2 separate regions of the Homo sapiens genome follow, and region 1 is linked to region 2. A link is an interaction called in ENCODE POLR2A ChIA-PET data of the cell type or tissue named here. Cell type or tissue: CD4-positive, alpha-beta T cell. All regions are shown on one strand. Each heading gives the region's core, and the rest is flanking DNA. Links, peaks and the distances in the headings are about the cores only. Region 1 has its middle 8.5 kb from the start of TRW-CCA2-1. Region 2 holds the start of LOC105371574 (a long non-coding RNA gene).

Region 1 (5,379 bases), core at 161-5,160, 53 kb before region 2:
TGGAGACCAGCCTGGGCAACATAGTAAGACCTCATCTCTACAAAAAAATTTAAGAATTAGCCAGGCATGGTGTCATGAGCCTCTAGTCCCAGCTACTCAGGAGGCTGAGGTAGGAGGATTGCTTGAGCTCGGGAGGTCAAGGCAGCAACAAGCCATGATTGTGCCACTGCAATCCAGCCTGGGCAACAGAGTGAGACCCTGTCTCAATAAATAAATAAATAAGGGCCAAGCATGGTGGCTCAGCCTGTAATCCCAGCACTTTGGGAGGCCGAGGTGGCAGATCACCTGACGTAGGTGTCAGGCCTCTGAGCCTAAGCTAAGCCATCATAACCCCTGTGCCCTGCGTGTATACATCCAGATGGCCTGAAGCAACTGAAGAGCCACAAAAGAAGTGAAAATAGCCTTAACTGATGACATTCCACCATTGTGATTTGTTTCTGCCCCACCCTAACTGATCAATGTACTTTGTAATCTCCCCCACTCTTAAGAAGCTTCTTTATAATTCTCCCCACCCTTGAGAATGTACTTTGTGAGATCCACCTCCTGCCCACGAAACATTGCTCCTAACTCTACCGCCTATCCCAAAACTTATAAGAACTAATGATAATCCCACCGCCCTTTGCTGACTCTCTTTTCGGACTCAGCCCTCCTGCACCCAGGTGAAGTAAACAGTCTTGTTGCTCACACAAAGCCTGTTTGGTGGTCTCGTCACATGGATGCATGAGACAGTAGGGAGTTCGAGACCAGCCTGACCAACATGAAGAAACCCCATCTCTACTAAAAATACAAAATTAGCTGGGCATAGTGGCACATGCCTGTAATCCCAGCTACTCGGGAGGCTGAGGCAGGATAATCACTTGAACCCGGGAGGAGGAGGTTGCGGTGAGCCGAGATCACACCATTGCACTCTAGCCTGGGCAACAAGAGCGAAACTCCATCTCAATCAATCAATCAATCAATCAATAAAATAAAAAGTAGGAGAACATCCTGTCCGCCATCTTTCCAGTCCAGAAAGCTCTGTGCAACTACAAAGGCCACTTGGAGTCATCTGAGGGACTATGTTTGTAAGAAGTACAAGGACTCTCAGATTGTAAGCCATCTTTGGAGAAGAGTGTTTGCTTGGTCATGCCTGTGAGGGGCCACTGTGGACCAAGTGTGACACCAGACCAGAAGTAATATCAAAGACCTTGGAGGGAACCATCTTCCAGGAACCTGGGTGTCATCTGATCACTGAGGGAGAATGCCCAGAAGCACTTTTTGTCCTATAGCTCCATTTGAATCTGTCCCCAAGATATTAATAACAATGACAACTATAATAATGTAATACCATTGTCCATTACCTACTATTTGATGTAATGACATTTCCTTCTTGTAATATCATTAACAGCTGCCATATTCTAGGGCTGGGCTGAGTGTTTTCAGCCATTACCTCATAATCCTGACAAGGATCCTAGAGGGGGTTATTACTTGCTTTCTTCAGATGGGTGAATTGCAGTTCAAATGGTTTAAGTAACTTGCCTGGAGCTGAATGGCTAATCAGTGGCAGATAGGGGACTGGAAATTACTTCTGCCTGATTCCAGAAACAGAGTGGGAACAAAAGGTCATCATTTAACAACAGATAATCAAAAGACAGGAATATCCAACTCCATACACAGCTCATCACTCATTCAGCAAATGCACTGGGAGCACCTGCTGTCCCCAGAAATAAAACATTCAGAATGAATAAATTCCATATTTTCAGATGTGAGGAGTCAGAAATGAAAAGTAATGTCTCTAAACTGTCAGGATATGCCTAATTCCTAGAGTCAACAAAATGTCTAAATTCCCAATCATTCTGGTGGTTTGGTTCGTCAACTAAGGTACTTCAAATCAGTTTAATTCGGAACAGTTGGGCAGAATCTTTTCGGCCGCAACGTGCATGAGAATCACCTGGAAACCTTGTTCAGGTGCTGATTCAGAGTCTGGGGTAGGTCTGGGTGGGGTCTGAGAGTCTGCAGCTACTCCCAGGCCTCCTCTGCTGCGGGTCTGAGGCCCACCTTCTAAGCAGCAAGGCTGTAGAGAGTTATCACGAGAGTGTCAAAGCTGGAGGCCTCTCCAGCTTGCATTGGACACATGGGGTCACTGGGCCTCAGAGGAAAATGGGACTTGCCCAAGGTCACACAGGAATTTAGGGCAAGAGCTGGCCCCAGAAGTCCTGGCCCTCAGAGCAATGGAAGTATAAAGACAGCCCTGTTCAGCATCACCACAAGAATAACCCCCAGTTTTGAACACCTAACTGCCAGGCCCTATAACACATTCTCATTTGATTCTCACCAAAAAGAAAAAAAAAATCACAATGGGCATTATTATCTCTTATTCTTATTTCTTCATAGGTGAGAAAACTAAGGCTTATGTAAAAGCAACTGGTCAAACCAGGATTTAAATGTAAATATGTCTAACTTTAAAGCTTGTTCTTTCTGCTAAGGCACATACATTTCATCCCATTTCAAAATGTCTAAGACCAGACAATCATGGGCGGTCTTCAACAAGTAGGGGACTTAAGTTGCATTCAAGTACAAACTATCTCTATTTTTTTTTTTTTTTTTTTTTTTGGTTCAGGATCTCACTCTATCACCCAGGCTGGGGTGCAGTGGTGCGATCATCACTCACTGTAGACTCGATCTCTTGGGTTCAAGCGATCCTCCCGTCTCAGTCTCCCAAGTAGCTGGAACTTAGACTCCCGACTAATTATTTATTTATTTATTTTTGGTAGAGACTGGGTCTCATTATGTTGATAGACTGGTCTTGAACTCCTGGGTTCAAGCAATCCTCCCTCCTCAGCCTTCTGAGTTTCTGGGATTGCACTCCGGAGCCACTAATAAAAATAAATATTATTTAAATAATAATTTTAATTAAAAAATAACTAGGCCAGGTGGGGTGGCTCACACCCATAATCTCACCCCTTTGGGAGGCTGAGGCTGGAGGATCACTTGAAGCCAGTAGTCCGTACCAGCCTGGCCAACATAGTGAGACCCCATTGCTACAAAAAAATACAAAAATTAGTCAGGTGTGGACATGCTGGTAGCCCCAGACAGACAGGAGGCTGAGGCATCAGGATTCCTTGAGCCCAGGAGTTCAAGGTCCCAGTGAGCTCTGACGGCACCACTGCATTCCATCCTCGGTAACAGAGAGATATCCTGTCTCAGAATAATAATAGTTGGGGGTAGCAGTCTTGCCATGTTGGCCAGGCTAGGCTTGAACTCCAGGCCTCAAGCGATCCCTCCACCTTGGCCTTCCTAAGGCATTGGGATTATAGGCGTGAGCCACTGTATCCAGCCCCTAAAAGTGGAGTTTAAAGAGCTATAAATTATTTCAGTGTCTTATTGCAAAGTAAGGCAATTAAATAGACTATAGACATATGTAACACTTAAAATAGAAACACTTTAACCCAAGTTAAAACATTTAAAACAGGCCGGGAGTGGTGGCTCAAGCCCAGCACTTTGAGAGGCCGAGCCAGGCAGATCTCCTGAGGTCAGGAATTTGAGACTAGCCTGGGCAACATGGCAAAACTCCGTCTCTACTAAAAAATACAAAAATTAGCGTGGCGGTGGGCGCCTGTAATCCTAGCTCCTCGGGAGGTTAAGGCAGGAGAGTCGCTTGAACCTGAGAGGCAGAGGTTGCAGTGAGCCAAGATGGTGCCACTGCATTCCAGCCTGGGTGAGAGAGCGCAACTATGTCTCAAAAAAAATTTTTTTTTTTAAACAGAAAAACTACCTACTCACGGGTGTTCTGTTATTCCTTGTCAAAAAGTAACAAAGCTATTTGGGAAAATTGCGTTTTTCTTTTTCTTTTTTAAAATGTCTACTCCTCCCTTTGCACAGATTCTACCTGTGACTCGGTCTCCAGGCTTCCTTTGGGTTGACTTGGCTGAGTGACATCTGGCCCAGCACTCCGGGGCCATGCAAAGACCTTGGGGTGTGCTCCTCCCCCAGCATCTGGAATGTTATTGCTCCGTCTGCTCTGCTGTGGTCCCTCCAGTGGGCCACTGGCTCGGTCAGCTTTCCCAGTCTCTCCATAGCAGGTTTTGACCGCATCTTCAAACTGGAGTAGTCAATACTGTATGTGACAAGGGAATACTGTGTGTGACAAGGAAAGTTTTAAGGCTCATGACTGTAATCCCAGCACTTTGGGAGGCAGAGGCAGGTGGATCACCTGAGGTCAGGAGTTCAAGACCAGCCTGGCCAACATGGTGAAACCCTGTCTCTACAAAAATACAAAAATTATCTGCGCACGATGGCAGGTGCCTGTAATTCCAGCTACTCGAGAGGCTGGGGCAGAAGAATTGCTTGAACCCAGCAGGCAGAGGCTGCAGTGAGCCGAGATCATGCCACCATGCCATTGCACTCCAGCCTGGGCGACAGAGTGAGACTCCATCTCAAAGAAAAAAAAAAAGCAACTACTGTTCCAGATTCCCAAGTTTCTGGTTAAAACTGCCTTCTCCTTTCTCTTCTCAGTGTATTTGTCACTAAAGAAAGACACCTTCTCACCTACATTGTACCTCACATTGCTCCAAGGTGGAAACACTTGTCAGGTGCCAAAGAGGCAGTCTGACAACTTCAAAACCTCATAATACATTATCAAGATGTGTAATATATTTGTGTTGTTTGTAGCAATGCTGTGTTGATATTAATTATAGTTCCCATGATTTGAGGGAGCCAAAAAATATTTTTTAAAATAGTGATAATTCTATCCCAAAGAAAAATTGTTAATACTTAGCCTTTGAAGGTCTCAGGAAATGAGACATTTTAATTTTCAATTTACATTTGTATTTTTGTGGCAAGAGTCATGGTAGAGTGGTAAATAAAAGACTTTCAGCATAAAAGTATATTACAAATTGATGGGGGAAGGAACGGAAATATGAAGAGAAAAAGGAAAGATGAATGATTCTGACTGTTAAGGAAGAACTTGTTCATGTATTTTTAAAAAATGGGTGACAGTATCAAATTGTGTTGTGTATATGTCATTGGATATATTTAAAACAATGATGTAATCGTTTTATTTTTAAATGTTACTATTTGCGATATGCCAGCCCTCGCAACTATTTTTAATTATGGTGAAAATGTTTTATGCCCACTTAGAAAATGTACAAGGGTTACATGGTTTTCCAGAAATTATTTTAGAGAATACCCAAGCACAAAGTTAATTAGTTCTATGTTGGAGGAAAAAGATGTTCGCAGTGACGTCCCTGTGATTCCTGGGCTTGCCGTTTGCGCCCTCTGCCGGTGTTCTGAGATTTTGCTTTTTAGACAGCGAAACTGTCCTTTGCTCTATCCTTTGCTAACTGTGGTCAAAATCTCCCCACCAGGAGGGCCTGACAAGAGCCAGGCGGCCTGTGATGG
Region 2 (5,379 bases), core at 124-5,123:
GACACCCCTCTTCACTTTACCCATCATGGATGGTTAACCTCAGAGACCATTAGGCCCAGAATGAGCCCCAGAGTGACCTTAATCCCCTTCATTTGCACATGGGGTTAATGAGACTCAGAAGGGAAGGGAGACACCAACTGCAGAGACAAAGTGACCATTTGGGCTGCAAACCTGCCGTGTTGACTCTGATTAGCTCCAGTCCCAGGAATGCCTCCTGATTCCTACACTTAATCAGGAACACCATGGAACACTGGTGTTCCATGAAAGGGCCTGGACTTAATTTCCTGTCCTTAGTGTGAGAACGTGTCAACCCTGATGTTATCACACAAATTCTAGGCTATGATGCACAGCATTCCTGCCTGCTCTGGATTGCTGCCATTGTCTCTGTAGAGCAATGCACACTTTCTCCATGGTGTACAAGCCCTGGGTCTGGGAGTGTGGACACCTGTCTTGCTGTCACCCAAGACCATGCTTCTGCCTTAAATTCCCCAAATAAACCACCCTTTGCTGACACACTGGATGTGTGTGCCTTGTTCTTTGGTTTCTCAGCTCCTTCTGCGTTTGGGGCTGCTTTGCGTATGTGGCCCTTTCACAGAGCACCAGTGTTCACACAGCACATGGGAAATATGATCTCATTGCTCTCCTTGCCACCCCCCCCCCACTTTTTTTTTGAGATGAAGTCTCGCTCTGTCACCCAGGCTGGAGTGCAGTGGCGTGATCTCAGCTCACTGAAACCTCCGCCTCCCAGGTTCAAGCAATCCTGCCTCAGCCTCCCAATAGCTGGGATTAGAGAGATGCACCACCACCCCCAGCTAATTTTTGTATTTTAGTAGAAATGGGGTTTTGCCATGTTGGCCAGGCTGGTCTTGAACTCCTGACCTCAGGTGATCCACCCGCCTTGGCCTCCCAAAGTGCTGGGATTACAGGCATGAGCCACTGCAACCAGCCTCATTGCCCCTTTCTGACCTGCTCATAGCCTAAGCCCAGGCTAAAAGTGAAACAGGAAAACCAGTCCCCATTCTTCACCCCACAGAAGCCTGGGAGCTAATCCTGATGTTGTAAATGGGATATGGGGAACCTGAGGTGATGGGGAGAGAGTGTTGAACAAGCCTGACTCTGTCCAAGCCAGGCACAGGACCAAAGGACCTGAGTCGCTGACGTCAGAGAGTGCTTTACTGGGCTTCTCAGTCTTGTGTGACCCTGGGCAGGTTTTTCGTCTGGTCCTTTAGGCTCCGAATAAATGATGGCAAAAACTTGGTCTCCAAATTCTATGATGACTTCACCAGAAGATTCGTATAAGGATGTTCATAGCAGCTTCATTCATAGTATCCCCAAACTGGAAATATCCCAGGATTCCACCAATAGCAGAATGAAAAGCAATCTGTGGTCAGGCACACAATGGAACACTGCTCAGCAATAAAAGCACCGCTGGCACACACAGCCTCACGCTGCACAAAAAGAACATAGTTCCCAACGGAGAACATATTGTATGAGCCCATGAATAGGAGGTTCCAGAATAGGCAAAACTTACCCAGAGTGGGAGAAAAGCAGAACAGTGGTGGTCTTTGTGGGGACAGAAGCCTTACCCAGGCAGGAGCAGAGTCGCAGAGCACAGGAGCCATGGATATGGTCCCAGTGAGGATGCACTGCTGGCTGCATGTGCCTGGCCAGGGTGTTCATATCACTGGGGGGGACAGGCTTTGTGCTGGCTGCTCCCCGATGAGTAAATTAACATGTGGACTCACTTAGGTGGAGAAAATGTACTCAGTGAGGCTGTGAGTGCCAAGCGTGTCTTTCCCCTCTCCTGCAAATCCAAACTTACTCATTAGGGCTCTGAGTTTTTGTTCCTAGGCTTTATTTACATTTTCTTCTCCGGCTTGTGCCACGTGCAGTGAACACGTGTCACATTGCAGTTTTCTACAGGGTTCCTCCTTGGAGGTTTTCTTTTTTCTTTTTTTTTTGAGATGGAGTTTGGCTCTTGTGGCCCAGGCTGGAGTGCAATGGCATGATCTCGGCTCACCACAACCTCCACCTCCCGGGTTCAAGTGATTCTCCTGCCTCAACCTCCCGAGTAGCAGGGATTACAGGCATGCGCCACCACGCTTGGTTAATTTTTGTATTTTTAGTAGAGACAGGTTTTCACCATGTTGACCAGGCTGGTCTCAAACTCCCAACCTCAGGTGATCCACCTGCCTCAGCCTCCCAAAGTGCTGGGATTACAGGCATGAGCCACCACACCCAGCGGAGGTTTCCTCTTCCTACTCAGGTGTTCAGTACACAATGCTCTGTCCCACACCCTGGCTTCTATTCCCCTGTTGCCCAGGTGTCCTGAGGCTCTCTGGATGTGTTAGGTCATTCTTGCATTTCTATAAAGGAATACCTGAGGCTGGGCAATTTATTGGATTGGTGCAAACATAATTGCAGTTTTTGCTACTTTTTCTTAATGCAAAAGCTGCAAATTACTTTTGCACCAACCTAATATAAAGAAAAGAGGTTTAAGTGGCTCACGGTTCTGCAGGCTGTACAGGAAGCAGGGCACCAGCATTTGCTCAGCTTCTGGGGAGGTGTCAGAGCTTTTACTTGTGGTGGAAGGGGAAGTGAGAGCAGCATGTCACATGGGGAAAGCAGAAGCAGAGAAAGCATTGCACCAGTGAAGCTGCACACTTAAACAACCAGACCTCAGCAGAACTCACTATCACGAGGACAGCACCAAGCCACGAAGAATCTGCTCCCACGATCCAAGCACCTCCCTCCAAGCCCCACCTCCAACATTGGGGATTACATCTCAACGTGAGGTTTGGGCAGGGACAAACATCCAAACTCTATCATTCTGCCCCTGGCCCCTCCAAATCTTATATTCTTCTCACATTGCAAAATACAATCATGCCTTCCCAATAGTCTCCCAAAGTCTTTTTTTTTTTTAGACAGTGCCTCACTCTGTTGCCCAGGCCGGAGTGCAGTGGCACTATCTTGGCTCACTGCAACCTCTGCCTCCTGGGTTCAAGTGATTCTCATGCCTCAGCAATCCGAGTAGCTGGGATTACAGGCATGCGCCACCGTGTCTGGCTAATTTTTGTATTTTTAGTAGATGCGGGGTATCACCATGTTGGTCAGGCTGGTCTGACCAACTGGCTTCAAGTGATCCACCTGTCTTGGCCTCCCGAAGTGCTGGGATTACAGGCATGAGCCACCATGCCTGGCCCCAATAGTCTCCCAAAGTCTTAACTCATTCCAGCATTAACACAAAGTCCCATGTCCAGGTCCAGAGTTTCATCTGAGACTCATTTCCTTCCTCCATCTATAAGCCTGTAAAATCAAAACAAGTTATTTACTTCTAAGATACAATGGGGAAGTGGGCATTGGGTAAACATTCCTGTTCCAAAAGGGAGAAATTGGCCAAAAGGAAAGGGCTACAGGCTCCAATTAAGTCAGAAACTCAGTAGGGCAGTCATTAAATCTTAAAGCTCCAGGCTGGGCATGGTGGATCATGCCTGTAATCCTAGCACTTTGAGAGGCCGAGGCAGGTGGATCACTTGAGCTTGAGAGTTTGAGACCAGCCTGGACAGCATAGCTAAACTTCATCTCTACATATATATACACACACACATATATATAATATTATATATATAATATATCATATAATATTAATATTATATATTATATATAAACATACACACACATATATTATACATATTATATATAATGTATAAACATACACATATATATTATATATATAAACATACATATATATATATAATCTGGGTATGGTGGTGTGCACCTGTGGTCCCAGCTACTCAGAAGGCTGAGGTGGGAGGATCGTTCGAGCCTGGGAGGTGGAGGTTGCAGTAAGCCAAGATCACACCATTGCACTCCAGCCTGGACAACAGAACAAGACCCTGTCTCAAAATAACAAAAAACAAAAACAAAACAAAAAAAACTTAAACTCTAAAAGAATCTCCTTTGACTCCATGTCCCACATCCAGGGACACTGGCATGAGGTCTGGACTCCCAAGGCTTTGGGCAGCTCCGCCCCTGTGGCTTTGCAAGGTTCAGCTCCCGTCGCTCCTGTCACAGTTTTCTGGGCACAAGGGTACAAGCTGCCAGTGGCTCTACCATTCCAGGGCCTGGAGGACATTAGCCCCCCTTCCCAGAGCTCCACTAAACAGTGCACCAGTGGGGATTTTGTGTGTGGGGCCTCCAACCCCACATTTCCACTATTCCACCTCTTCGGAGGTTTTCTCTTTCTACTCAGGTGTTTGCCACATGGTGCTCTGTCCCACACACTAGTTTCTATTCGCTTGTTGGCCAAAGGTCCTGAGGCTTTCTGGTTGTGTTAGGCCATTCTTGCATTGCTATAAAGGAATACCTGAGGCTGGGCAATACTGTGCTAGTAGAGGTTCTCTCTGAGGGCTCCAGCCCTGCTGTAGGTTTCTGCTTGGGCACCCAGGCTTTCTCATACATCCTCTGAAATCTAGGGGGAAGCTGCCAAGCCTCATTCACTGTTGTACTCTGCCAGCCTACAAGCTTAACACCACATGGAAGCCACCAAGGCTTATGGCTTGCACCCTCTGTGGCTGTGGCCCAAGCTGTCCCTAGGGCCCTTTGAGCCATGGCTGGAGCTGGAGCCTCCCTAAGTGGCACAGGGCACACTTCAGGCTGGGCCCATAAAACCATTCTTTCTTTCTAGGCCTCTGCACCTGTGATGGGAGGAGCTTCCTTAAAGGTCTGTGAAATGCCTTTGAGGCCCTTTTCCCATTGTCTTGGCTGTTAATTAGCACTTGGCTCCCTTTCAGTTATGCAAATTTCTCTAGCAAATGATTATTCTGCAGCCTGCTTTAATTCTTCCCCTGATAGTGCTTTTACTTTTTCTGCCACATGCTCAAGCTGCAAAATTTCCAAACTTTTATGCTCTGCTTCCCTTTTGAATATAAATTTTAAATATAAGTCACAATGGGCCATCTGTGACATCATGCTGGGGCTGCTTGCCCACTTGGCTCCCTCTAGGGAAGTACTCCCAGCTGCCCACAGTCATCCTTCTCCATCCCACTGACCTTCCACCCGTGACCAATCAGGAGATGTTTCCAGTTTATTGGTGAATTTATTAGGGCTCAGAGAGGATGACCTATCCAAGGTCCCACTGCCAACTGAATGTAGGACAAGTCTCTGAACCCAGTGTGCCCCTGCCAGAAAGTAGCAGGGATCACAGAAGTCCAGCAGAGGTCTGCCGCCTTGGACCCCGCCTCTTACACATTGAGTGTGGTTTCTGCAGTGATGGTAAATAAGCCTCGAGCCCTTAATTCCTTAATTTGTTCACTAACTCTATATTTTCCATAAATGTGGCAAACATTTCTCTCAGTTGATCTTTTGTGAGTCTTCATT

The links. ChIA-PET counts read pairs that join two places held together with the same protein. Peaks named below come from ENCODE experiments on the same cell type or tissue, not always from the same donor. Only the 100,000 strongest peaks of a DNase experiment are listed, where the experiment ranks them.
Region 1: POLR2A ChIA-PET joins it to region 2 with 6 read pairs; 5 of 35 experiments call an interaction of 5 or more read pairs at or near these places.

The regions. Positions count from the first base shown.
Region 1 is chr17:19,513,960-19,519,338 of GRCh38, reverse strand. No RefSeq gene overlaps it. Among named protein-coding and RNA genes, the nearest start is that of TRW-CCA2-1, 8.5 kb to the right of the region's middle. RefSeq lists an enhancer at 1-513. In CD4-positive, alpha-beta T cell, for the core only: a CTCF peak has its summit at 5,045; no DNase peak of the experiment used is centred there.
Region 2 is chr17:19,460,598-19,465,976 of GRCh38, reverse strand. It overlaps LOC105371574 (a long non-coding RNA gene), which reads left to right and starts at 5,006. Exons shown (of 3, transcript NR_188341.1): 1 at 5,006-5,274. RefSeq lists enhancers at 2,524-3,069, 4,710-5,256, 5,257-5,379. In CD4-positive, alpha-beta T cell, for the core only: no CTCF peak of the experiment used is centred there; a DNase peak (open chromatin) is centred at 2,616; H3K4me3 peaks cover 427 bases; H3K27ac peaks cover 2,248 bases.